Linked DNA regions of Mus musculus: region 1 is linked to region 2. A link is a loop called in an ENCODE intact Hi-C map of the cell type or tissue named here. Cell type or tissue: left cerebral cortex. All regions are shown on one strand. Each heading gives the region's core, and the rest is flanking DNA. Links, peaks and the distances in the headings are about the cores only. Region 1 holds the start of Kcna4 (potassium voltage-gated channel, shaker-related subfamily, member 4). Region 2 has its middle 190 kb from the start of Gm39903.

Evidence for each region. Peaks named below come from ENCODE experiments on the same cell type or tissue, not always from the same donor. Only the 100,000 strongest peaks of a DNase experiment are listed, where the experiment ranks them.
Region 1: it touches region 2 in a loop (2.6-fold over the local background); 2 of 42 quality-filtered maps call a loop at or near these places.

The regions. Positions count from the first base shown.
Region 1 is chr2:107,286,239-107,294,577 of GRCm38, reverse strand. Kcna4 (potassium voltage-gated channel, shaker-related subfamily, member 4) reads right to left here and starts at 3,989. Exons shown (of 2, transcript NM_021275.4): 1 at 3,507-3,989; 2 at 1-434. In left cerebral cortex, for the core only: a CTCF peak has its summit at 4,035; DNase peaks (open chromatin) are centred at 1,353, 3,253, 3,987 and 7,656; H3K4me3 peaks cover 3,490 bases; H3K27ac peaks cover 1,378 bases.
Region 2 is chr2:107,539,089-107,547,427 of GRCm38, reverse strand. No RefSeq gene overlaps it. Among named protein-coding and RNA genes, the nearest start is that of Gm39903, 190 kb to the left of the region's middle. In left cerebral cortex, for the core only: no CTCF peak of the experiment used is centred there; a DNase peak (open chromatin) is centred at 4,075; H3K27ac peaks cover 436 bases.

The DNA.
Region 1 (8,339 bases), core at 268-8,267, 250 kb after region 2:
ATGACGCCACAAGACTCAAAGACAGCAAGTATCTGACACTCAGAAGTTGTGCCTAGAAAATGAAATATACTTTTTCTTGCATGGAAATTGGCCAAGGCCCAGTCCATCTAATTTAAATAAAATTCAAATAAGTCTTTAGTCTTAGCACTTGCCTTCTACTGATGGCTTGACCCATGTTAAAATGCGGCTTAAAATATGCCCAGCCATTGCTGCTTAGTCTATGAGGGTGGACTCCCAGACCTTCCCTCTAAGGTCATCCAAGCCTTCATGGACCCACAGACAATGCCAGGTTGTAGATAGAGGCAAAGACCTTGGAAGGTAGAGAAGGTGGTAGACGCAGTTCCAGCAGAGGCAAACTCAACACTGAGGTCTCCATAGAAAGCAGGAAATGAAGAGCATCCTTTGGCTAGAATCATTCACAAGAAGCACTTCACCTGAAGAGGGATGGGAAATAAGCACAGGGGAAAAAAAAAAGAATCAAACCATAGAGAGCAAACAGCCCTTTACTCCACATACACTGCTCTTGTCCTCAGGCAAATCATGAAACACACACCAGGAGACCATAACTTTTCAAGAATACGGGGCAGGCTGCTCTAAAATCTCTCCCACTCAGCATCCACCTTGCTCTCTTCTTTTGTCATTGGTTCAGATCAGTCTGTTTGGTGGCAACTCATTTGTTTAGGTCCTGTCCATTCTCAACCCACACGGTTCTTGCTTTCCTCTGCCCCTTCACCAATGCCAGGTTTAATTCTCAATAGTATCCTCTTCATTCCACAACAGTGATGCTCTGACTTTACAGCTGTTTCCAGTATTCATTTATCTCAAGGAATTCTCCTTAAAATTTTCACTCATGGAATGTTGCTGAATTAAGTACCCTTACATTTTTCTTTTTCTTGGGATTAAAGAAGTGGGGAAATAAAACATTTTTCTTCAGTTTAGACTCCACTACTTGAATGATCATCAATTTCCTAATCATAAAATGTAGACAACATAATCAATCCCCTTTACCCCACATTGGTAAGGATCCATGGAGATCATGGATGCTCTCAGGATAGCACACTGTCTATGTACATAGTAAATAGCAACAGATATGTCAGTTATGGATAACACAGCATTAAACTAGGCTGTCATCTATCTACCCACTCTCTAAATTCACAGTCTTTGCCGATGCTCTCTGAGGTGGGGTAAGACAGAACTTGGACAGATATGTCACTATGACACTAGACAATGCCTGTGTGAACCTGGCATTCTCTGACTCCATGAAACAAGCCCCTGTTGTTGTTGTTGTTTTTTTTTATTTCTCTACTCCAGCTTCCTGAACACTCCCTACCACCCACGGCCTAGAAGCAGATCTCAGTTCCCACTTCTCTTGGTAACCATCCCCTCTCCTTGAAGTGCCGTCATGTTCACCTGATATAGTCTTCTGAAGCATGTGGATGCAGCATTTAGAGTACACACTTTACCCACCCCACCCCCCATTTCACTGTATCCTGTTCTTTCGCCCTCCAGTTCACCACACATTTTTTTTTCATATCCCAATCTCTCTGCCTCATCTGCTATCCCTGGCCCTCTTTTCTTACTTTGCTCTCCTAAGTCCATTGACTTTATCTCCTCAGCCAGGACTTAGGAAACTTGCCCCTAACTCTGACCACCTGCTTCTTCCATTTACTCTGGCCAAGAGGACTTCTAAGAATACAGAAAATGAGCCAGAGAATTGGCAATGATGATAACAGGTAGAGTTCTGGGCATCCTCTAGTTTCTATTACTGGAAACACTTCGGCGGCATGAGAGCCATGGCTTTCTGAAGCCATTAACAGGATTCTACCCTTGAGCACCTGCTGCTCTTCACTTTGAGTGTTGGTCCCATAACTTAAATGGCAAACACAGGGCATCACACACACACACACACACACACACACACACACACACACACACCCTTGGTTGAAACCAAAAGACTCCAGAAAATACACCTCAGAAGTTATCCCTAGCAACACCCCCCTCTTCTGTTGTCCTGGTCACATCATCTTACATTCATAAGTGTTTACCGTGGTGAAACCTCTAAGGCCTTGTGTACAAAACCACCTTATGACTACGTTCACTGTGGAATGTCAGCCAACATCTTTTTAAGATTGACAGAATCCAAAAAGCCTGAGAATGTGTTCAACTTCTCAGCACCCACAAACAGTTTGTACAGACACCACTTAAGCCCTGAATAACTGACATACCCATAGATTTACAAATGTGAAGATGTTTCTTCTACTCAAGTAACTCCCCCAAATGTCATGAATTTGAGGGTCTTCCAGCTCACTGTAACTTCTACAAGCTCTGGAACTGCCTTCATTGTGTTCTACAGCAAATGCTTCCTTATTCTTTTATTTATTTAGGCTTGTTAATTACTATTTTTCTAACTCTTTGACATTCAAAAAGAAAACTGTTTTCCTTTCAATTGGCTACTAGTTACCTTACTATCCTAGAGAGACAGAAAGAAGGAAAGGGGGAAGGGAGGGAGAGAGGTAAGTAGGCAGTGAAGCAGGGAGGCATGGTGGGAAAGGGGAGATAGAGAAAAGAAAGTGAAAGAAAGAAAGAAAGAAAGAAAGAAAGAAAGAAAGAAAGAAAGAAAGAAAGGAAGGAAGGAAGGAAGGAAGGAAGGAAGGAAGGAAGGAAGGAAGACAGAAAGAAAAGACAAATTGTAAACCCACCAAACCATTTTTTCAAACAAACCAAGCTGATTTAAAATCTCTCTTTCTCCAGGTATTCTTCTTAGGAGAATCAAGCAGACTTTATGCAAGAGACCTTCTTAACACCATTAAACTAATAGGATTTGCAGGGCACCTATTCTTGCTTCTATGTTCCCAAATACCAACAAGCATTCCCTCTTCCCTTCCTACCCAACAACAACAAGGCTGCTTTCCTTTCTAGATGCTAATTTCTGCAACTGTGTTAGGGTGGTACCTGAACCAAATTTGGGAGAAGGGCAGAGAGGGACAAAATTAAAACATAAAAAGGTGATAGAATCAGAAAAACCAACACCAAGAAACACGTACATCAACTCAACGCACACCATTTATCCAGTCCCTGTGGACTGCTCAAACACTCTGAAAATGCATGCCATCTGAATGTTGGGAGAGGCAACAATACAGACCGGCTCATCAGCTGTTCGCAAAGGAGAGGAACGGTGAGGCTGGGATCAGGCAAAACGAAAATGATGCTGAATCTAAACCCCACCTCGTTGGGGGAACGACATCTTTAATTGCGCCCTAGCCTCCAGACCTGGGTTCCCGCTCTGGCACATTAAGCAGGGCGCACTCGCCCCATCCCCTGGGTTGCCCCTGGAGCGCCGCGTAGCATCTGCACCTCCCTTCTCCCACCTCCTGGTTTATTTTTAACCGCCTTCCATTCATGTCCTTCTGTCACATTCTCAATATTATTTATTCCTCAAATGTCCACAGTTTCTCAACAGCCAAAAGAGTAAGGTGAAGGAAAGATAAGAAAGATCTCATACTTACCATTCCCAGCAAGTGCGAAAAATAAAAATAGACGAAAAAAATCCCCCCCGGTGATTTGTTTCCCCTTTTCCACGCTGCAACAGCTGGAGGAGGGGCAGAATCATTGGGGGTGGGGGCGCAGTACAAAAAAAATCGCTCAGGTTTGGCAGGTGGAGGATCCCAAATATCCACGGAACAAGTTCGGTTGTCTTGGCCAGGGGGCTAGGGGGTATTGCAGAGTCCTCGTTACTGGAGCCCAGAGGTGGAGATTGGGGACGCCCCAAGGTAGACCCCGGAGATTTCTGGTTCCTCTGGAGTTCGGCACAGCAGACATGGGCTGGGAACGGAAGTCAAGGTTCTCCGAAAAAGACTCAAAATCCTAGACAGCAGCGATCACTTGTTAAGCCTGCATTCCTTCTCCAGTATCCATCCCAGTCTTGCTCTCTAGCTGGCTGCAGGAGCAGCACACGCCTCCCCAGGCTGCCAGCGCGCACGGGCGGGGGCGGGGCCTGGCCGGGCCGAGGGTGTGGCCTTTGGGGCTGTCACTAGGGGTGCCTCCCCGCATGGCTGGGCGGGCACAGTCACGACGCTGCGACCCCACCCGTCGGCCCAGCCCCCACGACTGCTTAGCTTCTGGAAACTATCCCAGGAGCACTTGGGTATCACCCCCAAGCGAGGAGCAAATCCCGGAGGCAGATGTGTCCCGTAGGAACTGGAATAGAAGTCCAGGACCGACCACAGCACAGGTGCCACTAGAGACACTGGGAGAGAGGGACTTCGATGAAAGATGCAGTCCAGAAAATGGGGTGGATAGCTTGGGGCAGCTTCCCTTCTTACCCTGATCTTTTATCTCCCCAGACATTGGTCATCTGTTTACCCCTAGAGGTGTGGTAGTAGGGCTCAGGTGCATCTCTGGCCAGACTGCAGGTCCAGAAATCCTCCCCCTCCCCTCCCCGTGAGTACACCCCAACCTTAGTCTCAGCGTTCCTGGAACACTGAGAGTCTGCAGCTTCAGCTGCTGGCCCAGTTGGCACAGAGAAAGATCAACTTTACCCATGTATTAGACCATATGTTAGAGACTGGTCGAATATGAAGTCTGACCCCCGGCGAAGGCTACTGTGTACAGGAGGCTCAAGTCACAACAGGAGGGAGGCTGGAGGGTTATGGACAAACTGTTAAAAATGGCCTAGGCTGGAGCTTTTGAAAGGCTGAGTTGACCCCTCTGTGAAACTGTTGCTGCAAAGATAATTGAAGCTGAACTGGAGAGCCCATGTGGGCCATTGGAGAGGCTTTATATTAGTGCCCCAAACTTTACTGCCATCCACTTGTTTGTTTGTTTGTTTGTTTGTTTGTTTGTTTGTTTAAGTACTCCACATTTCCTATCCTATAAGCAACTAAGTGTGTCTCTAGGAAGGCAACCCCACCCCAGATAAACTTTAGGTGCTTTTTCATTAGTGGTTAGTTTGTGGATGTCTCTGGGACATAGATGTGGTATACAAGAAAGGTTAGCTCAGAGACCGGGCAGGGTGTAGTGGGAGGGGAATCAAGGTGATGGTCAGGTTTGGGTCTTGGGCCATCTCCCTCAGCACACCTTATGGTTTGAATAAGCAGTACGGTACACAGGTCCAGCTACGGGAGCAGATCAGTCCTGGGCTGGTCAGTTGGCACCTGGGTAGCTGTACTCTCCAGCAGCTTTGTTCATGGGCCCTATTGGGCTTCCTTCTTTTGTGATTCCTGATTAATTATTAAGGAAAATATTCCTGAGCTGAATTATAGATATGCCCCTGTGCACTGCACTCACCCTGTCGCTGCTGACGTGGGGAAAGACACCTGGAAGACTGCTTTAGTTGTTTAATTTTTAAAATAATGGGGTGGGGGCTGAAATGTAATTACTGAAGGGGAAACAAGCAAATAAGCTGTAATGTGGGATCTGGTTTTCCTATCTTCTTCCAGTCAGAGCACCTTGAGATTATGGCACAAACAAATTTATCCCAAACACCCTCCACAACCACCCCATCCCTGCCCCACCCCTACCCTGTAGGTGGAGGAACAGAGAAAAGTTCCTACAGGCACCTAGAGAAGCTACTTGTTCCAAGTCGTTCCAAATTGGAGCTCATTCCAGCAAATGGGAGGGACTGACTTCTCCAAAACTGAAAGCAATCATTTTTGATTCCAAAATAAAGGTTAGGTCCTTGTGCAGTCTTACAGGTGCCAGAAAGAGAGGACTGACTTACTGTTAGGCCATCAGAAGGATGTTTTAGAGAATGGTAGAATCAGGGCTGAGGGCATAGGGTATAAGATCTTGGGACCAGTTTCCAAAAGCAATTTGTAAGATCAATCCACAATAGCTATGGAATGCTTCCAGAGAGTTGAAAGATGAGATTGAGTAATGTACTAAAGATAATGGTTGTATCGAAGCTCGGATGTTTTTATTGGATCACATGGAAACTTTGCAAAGTATGCTTATACATGTCACTGGCTATTTATTCTTCTTGTGGTCCAGAAAGTTTTAAACATTTAAATGCCTGAAGTTTTCATAAGCATCTTTCTTTCTTAGGTATCAGGAAGAGAAACTACTAAATAATAGCAACAATTCACCTGAATAGAAGGCACTCTAATGACAATACTCATTCAGAACATGGAACAAGTATTTATTGACTACTTGGTCATGGTATGGACTAGTCATTGAGTGACCATCCCATCACTGACAATGTTCTAAGTTATCTGCATGCATGTTGTCTTGCTTAACCTGCACGACTAAACATTATGTATGATTGGTACTATTCTGTCACTATGATATAAAGAAATTGAGATTCGCATGGGTTATAAAACTTTGACTGAAGTTGTTTAATTTATGATATAGTAGCAGAATTAGCCCTTATATGTGTGGCTTTGCAACATACGGAAAGCTTCTCCTCAGTTTCAGTGATGCCACACAGTCTGTGCCCACGTATCCATGTAAGCAAATACCTGTCACAGATTCACAGATCTCAACCTGTGCTATGATGCAGATATGAAAGTGCCACATCTGAAATACAAAGAACCTTAACAGCATCCAATCCAAAGGAAACAAATAAGGACTTCCAAGGAAAAAAGGAAGTCTGAAGATTCGTGAGAGTGGCTCCTGTGGAAAATAGGTAGGTTCCAGGTGCTAGGGTTAGGAACACTAAGCCTAACCCACTGGAATGGTTAGGTTAAGATCAGACCACCTAAAAATAACATGCCCCACTCTCAGCTCTCTGCCCCCATTCCAGAACAAACATATAAAAACACAAGCATGTACACATATACAGTTATGCACATGCACGTGCAGAGAGAGAGACAGACAGACAGAGAAGCATGCACACACATACTCCATTTTCCCACTTAAGTAATTTTTTTATAAAATAAGAATCATTGCATTTCTCTCTCTCCCTCATACTCTTTGGGTTTGTTTAGAGCCTCACAAACTGAGCTGAGAGATTTTAATTTAATTTAATTTAATTTAACTTTATTTTATTCTACTGTAACCTACAAAATCTCTACCTTGACTAAGTCCTAAAATTCTCATTTTTCTAGAAAACTTATTTTCTTGCCTTTCTTAATCATCACCTAACCAAAACTTTATAAGCCTCCCAACCTCCACACTCACCTATTACCTCGAATAATTTATCCTTGGTTTTGAAGTCTCCCGTTAATGGCACAAATGTTCTAGCTTGCGACATGAAGTCTTTCTTTCTGTAGAATGGAGCAAAACCCAGCAGAATTTCTTTTGCACAAAGCAGGTTGGGAGGCCTGTGGGACTTTACTTAGTCCATTATGAAGGTTTCTGTACTCTTTGGTGAGTGTGTCCTGAATAGCAAATGAATAGCATTGTTTGGCTACCCCTTACTGCCTCTTTAACAAGCCCGTGACACTTTGCTGAAAACAAGTGCTTCCTTCCACCCCAGGCACCCCGCACCCTTCCTCTGGAAACAAAAACTGTACCTGTCCCAGGTTGTGGATCAATAAAGAAAGATTTCCACTGTATGTTGGGAAATAACTAAATGGGGGTCACTACTTTTATATCTTCTAATTCCAAATCCTCAGATCACCAATTTTAAAGTTCTGAAGTGATGTAAAGATGAGAAAGAACCAGAGAACTTATTTCCATGCCGCCCCCTCCAGATTCATAGGCGGAGATCTTCTGAGCAGCCCACTATTCTCAATGCAAGTGAGCCACTCAGCTAGGTGTTACTCATAGTTGGTGTTTCCAATGACTGCTCACTCTCATTTCCCATTCTATTACATCTTATGCATATTCTACTCAGGTCTGGAGATTCAGAAAGGCATATTTATTTCTGACTGCAGTCCATTTAAGTTTCTATAGCAAAGTATCATAAACTTAGTGGCTTACAAATAACAGAATTTATTTCTTAAAATAATGCAGGTTAAGAAACCCAAGAACATGATGCTGACAATATCTGTATTTATGGAGTTCCCATCTCTGGGTTCACAAAAGCTTCTTCTAGATAAAACACCCCCATAGTATGGATAGTGAGGTAGCTTTAAAGACTTCTTTTATAAAGGCACTAATCACATTCTTGAGAAATTTCCTGGGATAATGGTATAATCACCTCCTAATAGCATCCCCTCAGGGGTTAGAATCACAACTTTAGAATCTGGGATGGACACATTCAGCATTCAGACCACAGTAATGAAAGAACCTCAACCCTTGAGAGAAAGAAGGACCACTGAACTGTGACCTTGATTACAGCAGATGCCAAGTAGAATAGAGAGGAAGCTATTACCATTACCTCCTGTTCTGGGAGAAAGCTGCTAGCATAGAGGGAGAGCCAAGAGTCAACCTACTAGTTTAGTAAGGTTCTGAGAGAA
Region 2 (8,339 bases), core at 284-8,283:
ATGGTGACAACTGGGTTTAGATAGCAATCCTGTCTCCATAAATAAAATGGAAGAATGGAGGAAGACACCCAATGCCAACTGCAAGCCTCTTCTTTTGTTCACTCATGTTTGTAAACACAAATATATGCTCACATATATACCACATACATACATACATGCATACATACATGCATGCATACATGCATACATACATACACAAAAATTAAACTTTTGAAAACAGGTTCATCTGTCGCTTAATCTTCGCATATCCTGCACCTTATTATATGACACATACCATTAGCTTAAATCATATTATGCGTGTGTAATGTGAAATGATATTGTTACCTTTTCATAAACACACTATGTTCTCAAAAAAACCTAGCTCTCTTTCCACCATATGTATATCAGTGCAACCGGAGCTCCAACAGAAGCAGGCAGAAATAAAACTGCAAAAAAGGTATAGTCAATGGAGGCAATATGTGTCTCACATTTCTTAAGTTCTAGTTAGCAAAAAGAAAAATAAAATTTGAGATAAATAGCTGTGGCCTTGACTCTAAGATACTTAATCTAGAATGTCCATGGCTTTAGCAATGAGGTGATTTATTTCCTTCAATACGAAGTGAAGTAACTATTCTATGTGTGAAAAAAAAATAGTGTTGTAGCTCACATCTAGTCCAATAAACACCCTGAGGTCAAAGGAAGCTCTATTAAATGACAGCAAAGTCCTTAATAAGTACAAGTTTTGATTAAAGATACAGTACATGCAGTCTGCAAACCCTGTATTTCTTATAAAAATATGGTGTGATACAGTGAACCTTCATCATACAATGTTCTTTTCTTCTAGATTCTCTTTACAAGAAAATTAGATTCAATGGAGTTGCAGCAAACAAAAGTGAAATCTGCATGGCAAGAGAAGGAAATGTATCCATTGCTACTCAAAGGGAATTAATATTTATTTTGCAGACACCACCTGCAGTTATTTCATAAGAATCATGTCATTGTATATAATGAGAAACTGTAATCAATATGATTAGCTCTTCACATGGATAAATTGAGTTTCTAAGAGGTCAGAAAACTAGTTTGATAAGGACCTTGGGATGTACCTTACCTCTAGATCTGATGGCCACACTGTTTTTTGTTTTTTTTTTTTATCATCCTGTATTGATTTGCTCTGTCCAATGCCATCCTGTATCATCAGAATCTCAAATGTTAAATCTGCTACAAGGACTTCATGGTGACCTTGTCTCATGATAACACAGCAGCACTGGGGAGCGTGTTCTAAGATTGTTTCTTAATAAGGCTGGCCCCAGGGAAAGTTCTGCTCACATCAGAATGTTTCCACATATTTATTCATTCTACATAGATGCTTTCAGTTTTGTTTGTACTCATAAATACTCTTTAATGTTCCTGCCATTACAGAGAAGCACCTGAAAAAATGTTCAACATCTTTAATCATCAGGGAAATGCAAATCAAAACAACCCTGAGATTCCACCTCACACCAGTCAGAATGGCTAAGATCAAAAATTCAGGTGATAGCAGATGCTGGCGAGGATGTGGAGAAAGAGGAACACTCCTCCATTGTTGGTGGGATTGCAGGCTTGTACAACCACTCTGGAAATCAGTCTGGCGGTTCCTCAGAAAATTGGACATAGTACTACCGGAGGATCCAGCAATACCTCTCCTGGGCATATATCCAGAAGATGTCCCAACTGGTAAGAAGGACACATGCTCCACTATGTTCATAGCAGCCTTATTTATAATAGCCAGAAGCTGGAAAGAACCCAGATGCCCCTCAACAGAGGAATGGATACAGAAAATGTGGTACATCTACACAATGGAGTACTACTCAGCTATTAAAAAGAATGAATTTATGAAATTCCTAGGCAAATGGATGGACCTGGAGGGCATCATCCTGAGTGAGGTAACACATTCACAAAGGAACTCACACAATATGTACTCACTGATAAGTGGATATTAGCCCAAAACCTAGGATACCCAAGATATAAGATACAATTTCCTAAACACATGAAACTCAAGAAAAATGAAGACTGAAGTGTGGACACTATGCCCCTCCTTAAAAGTGGGAACGAAACACCCTTGGAAGGAGTTACAGAGACAAAGTTTAGAGCTGAGATGAAAGGATGGTCCATGTAGAGACTGCCATATCCAGGGATCCACTCCATAATCAGCATCCAAACGCTGACACCATTGCATACACTAGCAAGATTTTATCGAAAGGACCCAGATGTAGCTGTCTCTTGTGAGACTATGCCAGGGCCTAGCAAACACAGAAGTGGATGCTCACAGTCAGCTAATGGATGCATCACAGGGCTCCCAATGGAGGAGCTAGAGAAAGTACCGAAGGAGCTAAAGGGATCTGCAACCCTATAGGTGGAACAACATTATGAACTAACCAGTACCCGGGAGCTCTTGACTCTAGCTGCATATGTATCAAAAGATGGCCTAGTCGGCCATCACTGGAAAGAGAGGCCCATTGGACACGCAAACTTTATATGCCCCAGTACAGGGGAACGCCAGGGCCAAAAAGTGGGAGTGGGTGGGTAGGGGAATGGGGGTGGGTGGGTATGGGAGACTTTTGGTATAGCATTGGAAATGTAAATGAGCTAAATACCTAATAAAAAATGGAAAAAAAAATGTTCCTGCCATTACTTATCCTTCTAAAATACCGAAAGAACAAATGCATTCCAGGATTTTGATCATCCATCTTGTGTTTTCTTCTTCCCAGGTACTTTGCTTGATCTTTATTATTTGAACTTTCTTCCCCTGTATCCACGTGCCAATTTTATATTTTGCTATTTAAAGCATATGTTAAATTCTTTGCTTTACTTATACTAGAGAATGACATGATGTTGACTTGGACATATTTTTTAACCTTTCAAAATGTCAATCAAAATAATAGGAAATAGTAACATCAAACTTTGATAAAAATAATACTTATAAATTATATGAAAATAGAATTTGCCCGCATGCATATAAAACCAGTTGGAAAAATAAAATAGAAGTTTAACTAAGTAGAAAAATATATACCCTGGATCAATCTGTAGTTAATTGTCCTAGAGGTGGTGCACATGTTCCACCATGCTCAGTCTGTCTTTGCCCACCTTCTTCATTGTCCATATTGTCCATAGAGTGTCCATAGTGTGTCCATAGTGTGAGGTTGGCATTCTTATACTTTCCTCATGGAAGGCACTCAGAGGTACTGTTTCAGTACAGTTTCATGTTTACTCTTAAGCAGAAATCAAAGTAATAGAAAGAAGTGCAGACATGGTCCAAAATTTATTTTCAAATCTCTGAAATCTTTTTTTTTTTTTTGCTTATTTGTTTGTTTGTTTGTTTGCTTGCTTGTTTTTAGACAGAACATCACTTGTTGTGGTTAGTTTATAGAGAAGATAAGAAAAGTAGTTTTCAAAACAGATGGAGAATGAGTTTGTTAATAGGAAAGGTAATTGAGCATATCTGCTTCAATAACAAAGACATAATCCCAATCTCTGTGTTCAAGAATAAGGTACTATTACCTACCTATCATTAGTATTATTGCTAAATATATTTATCCAAGTAAATGGGAGAGCATATTATATTCAGGTAAGTGCTATCATAAAGGGTTCTGTATTGGGTTTTTTCCTATTGTTCATGTGCCTGTAAGTGATATTATTTAGGGTGGAATATCATTACTGTTTTAACAGAAAGAACATTAATGCTTAATGAGGACTCTTTTCCAATATCTCAGAGCTAGTAAATGTTTAAACTTATATTCTAATTAAAGCCCATTTTAGTTTATAATTCTAAATCAGCCTATTCTGTCACTTGGTGATGCATTCTGTTTTCTTTCCCAAACATGGTGACAATATGAACACTATATTATTTTATACTATAATTTTGAGGCTTAACTCAAATGCTTGATCATCGATCTCTTGAGCAATCTAAGCTGTAAGATGTGAGGATGAGCTATCACAAAGCTACTTAGGAAGAATATGAGATTGAAACACCAGCAGAAGATTCAAAGGAACATTTGTAACAGGCGTATGACTCATTTGGAGCCTGCTTCACAGCACATACAGCCCCCGCATGCTCAGTACCTTAGAACTGCACAATGCACTCCTACTTCTTTTCCCTGAGATCTGCAGGCTTCTTATGCCAATAAGAGATCTACAGGAGGACCAAATATGCTGTGCAGATGAGTCTCATGCTTAACACGTTGGCACTTCTATACCTCATACCTCTGAGTGCTTCTAGGATTCTAGAAGTCATTTACAAGGTGGAATCATTCCTTTCTAGGGTTAGATATATACATGGATTCACATGTCTTACCTGGTGAGGCTCTCTTAGAAGGATTTCAATATTTATTTCAAGATATCTATACTTATGGGCGTTTGTTTTCTAACTATTATATAAAAGATTTCAGACCAAAATTAACCAGAACCTTTACTGTTACCATCTGAAAACACTTTAAGTGTATTAAAGGTGACAAATGATCTGAAAGGTACATTGAGAAAGAGAAGTGTTGGACAACTCTGTAGTAACCGATGGGTATGAATAAAGATCAGATTTAATGATTGGAGTAGAATTGAATGACAAAGGGTGAGCAGACATAAGTAGTTGGAGACAGATATAAGATCAGGAAGATCCACATGATGCTACTATCTCTGAAGCTGCTGGAAAACTGAAAAATGAACATCACAGGACATGTTGAGAGGCTATGAGCAACTTTAACCCTTATAGGTGTCTTCACCTAGACGTTATCAGTCTCATGACTGATATTTTAAAAAAATATCTTCACAATTATACAATGAAAGGAAGTAATCATCATATCTAGTATTTATTCAAATAACTGCTTTATTTAGTGCTCATAGACTTATTCTACAACATTGGGAAGAGAGTGATTGAGAAGAGGTGGCTGATACATTTTAGTAAGAAAATCCAATAATAAATGAGTAAGAACCCAAAACTGTAAGCTTCATATTACATTAAATGGCATAAGTAAGATAGAAATGTCAGAGATAAAGAATGTGAGAATGAGGATATACACCAAAGAAAGAGCTTCTATTACCAAGCAACCTTCTAGCTAAGACAAGAAGGAACAAAGGACTAAACCATGTGAAGATTTTCATAGAGATGTCCCAAATACAGAACCAGAAATGCACAGATCAGAACCAAGAAATGGGAACTTATCAGGAATTATAAAGTGTTTAATGATCAAAGGAGACACTCTTCCAAAGGCCATGCCTAGCCTGTATCTATTCCTCTCGCTGCTCACTTTTAATTCATGTCCGTGAAAACTATGTATATAACTATGTATATCAGCACTGCTTTTACAAAGTCCTCAGATAATTAGTCACTACCTCACCATTCCAAATTTTAAAAGGACTCTGTCTGACCCAGAGTAAGCAAGCTGCCCAACTTCGTTATGATTATTGGTGACTAGTTGAGAGGCCAGGCCTTCTGGTAGCATCATGAAGAAGAGAAGGGAAAAGCCATTATCAAAGAGAATGTGAGGTGTGGAGTAGGCTTACTAAGATTTTATTTTTAACTGTATATTGATTCACCTATTATTCACTACCCAACTTAATTTTGCATTTATAGTCATCTATATGGATGTTTTTCTCATTTGATTTCATCATAATTATTTCTTAAGACAAGGTCTTTCACTGAACTCAACTCTCACAAGTTTGGCTAGATTCCTGTCCAGAAAGCCTCGAGCATCTCCCTGTTTCTGTACCCTCCATGCTAGGGTTATAGAAGAATGCTGGCATGCCTATCTTTTACATGGTATATGGGAATCTGGACTCAGGTCCTCATGTTTGCTTACCAAGTGTTTTACAATTAAGCCATCTCCCCAGACTCCATAACAGTTCTTTTTTTTTTTCTTTTTTCTTTTATTAGATAGTTTCTTTATATACATTTCAAGTGCTATCTGGAAAGTTCCCTATACCCTCCCCCTGCCCTGCTCCCCTACCCACCCACTCCAGCTTCTTGGACCTGGCATTCCCCTGTACTGGGGCATATAAAGTTTGCAATACCAAGGGACCTCTCTTCCCAGTGATGGCCAGCTAGGCCATCTTCTGGCTGTCTCCTATGAGGCTATGCCAGTGCCTGGCAAATACAGAAGTGGATGCTCACAGTCATCTATAAGATGGAACACAGGGCCCACAATGGAGAAGCTAGAGAAAGCATTCAAGGAGCTGAAGGGGTCTGCAACCCTATAGGTGGAACAACAATATGAACTAACCAGTACCCCAGAGCTCGTACCTCTAGCTGCATATGTGGCAGAAGATAACAGTTCTTTGCAACTCTTGCATTGTATCTGAGTTTAGGAAATGGAGTGGAAAATTAACATATAATAAAGATGCAAATATAGAAACAATTTTATTCAGAAACAAAAACCTAATGCTAAAATATCTATAATATAGAGAAAAGTGTCACAAGAGGCACACAAACAGAACACCAGAGTATTTTAGCTCACAAAGAAAGATACACACCTTTGTCCATAAATTGTATACTTGGTTCCGTATCTCAGAAGGAAAGCAGAATTAAAGTTTGAAGGCATTGACAGGATTGTGAATTTACTACAGCCTCCTCCCGACAGCCTGAAAAGTTCATTTCTATCAGGAAAGTGAACACAACAAGCAAAGTAATGGGTTTCAGCCTAGAAAAGTGTTTGGAGGCCAGAGGGCTAAGTGCTCCATCAATAATGGATGTGTGAATACACTATGCTCAGAGATGAAACCAGGCTTCTGGAAGAGTCAATAGGGATCTTCAGAAAAAAAAATTATAATTTTTTTCAAAGACATCCACAAGGATGGAGCTGAGATATTCTGAAGGCACAGTTTTATACTTTCCAATCATGTTCATACTTTCAGACTGCAGTCTAAACTTAGTAACTGTATTATAAATTTTTGGAATCAAAGCTTTGTTGCTCTTTATCATAGAGGTTAAATTCCTCAGCTCTATTTCAAGGACAAATGCTGCTTCAGTTAACATTTTAGAGACTAAGACCTTGGAAATTAGTCACTATATGAGTTACATTTCTATTGCTGATAAAGTAGCATGAAGCCAATTTACAGAAGGAAGAGTTTATTTGGGCTTTATTATAAGAGTTCCAGAAAGACAAGCATCCATCGTGGTTGGGAGGTATGGCAGAAGGAGGACAGAGAAAAAGCTGAGTTATCACATCTTCACCCATAATATGAAGTGCAGAGACAGAGTAGAAGTGGACTGAGGTCTTGAGGCCCTCCCCAAGCAAGATACTTTTTCCACATCTCCCAAAGGCTTCATAACATGCTTCAATCGGCATTATAAACTGCAGACCAAGCGTTCAAATACCTGAGCCTACACAAGGTATTTTTCATTCCAACTACCACATTCCATACCTGCTCCCAAATGCTCAAGGCAATCATAATGCAAGCTGCATTTAGTTCAATCTTAAAAGCCCCCATAGCATTTTACAATCTCAACAGTGAAATCCAATCTGTCATCTGAGACTTACAGCAATCTCTTACCTGTAACACTTTTTGAATAACAAAAGTAAGTTAGATATAATATAACATACGATGGCATAGAATATACATTACCATTTCAAAAAGGAAGAATGTAGAGAAGGGGGCAAAGTAAGAAAACAATGAACCAACACAAGATCAAAAGCAAGCATGTCAAACAGCAAATCACACTCAGACCCTGGCCTTACACTGCCTTCAGCCAGCAGCTCTCAGAAGCTGTGTAGAAATATCCATGTCCTTCTCACCTTCCATCTTTCATGTGTTGAAAAGCTAGTATCGTGTGAATGATGCTTCCAAATTTATCTGCCAACTCGAGATAAACTAATTTCCCCTGGAATCATATTCAACTAGCTTTTGTTTGTTATTGTTTTTTAGTGACAAAAAACAAACAAACAAACAAAAAATAAAAACAACAAAAACCCCTCAAAATCTCTTTTCCAACCTGGATGCTGTAGTCTTGCCTTCCTATTATCCCAGTGCATACAAGGTCCCCTCTTACACATACTCATCTCCTTAATAATTACATTATCTCTTTTAGCACATGCCCTGGCTATAACATCAAGCTTCTTAGTGCTTTGTTTCGTATAGTTTAATCTGAAGTTGTAAAGGACTTTACAAGAGGAGACCTGTAGGACCCTGTCCTAAGGAAATCCATCAGCTTGGATGAGACAGAAATGTGGTATAAGGAAACCAGAGTATGCATTCTAAAGCTCCCAGTCTCACCCCACCAATGACTATGTAAGGGCTCACAACATTAGCAAAAGTCTGACAAGAAATATGATGATATAAATTATAACCAAAAAGGTCTCTTCTAATATCTTTACATAATAACTTTAAGTGGAGAA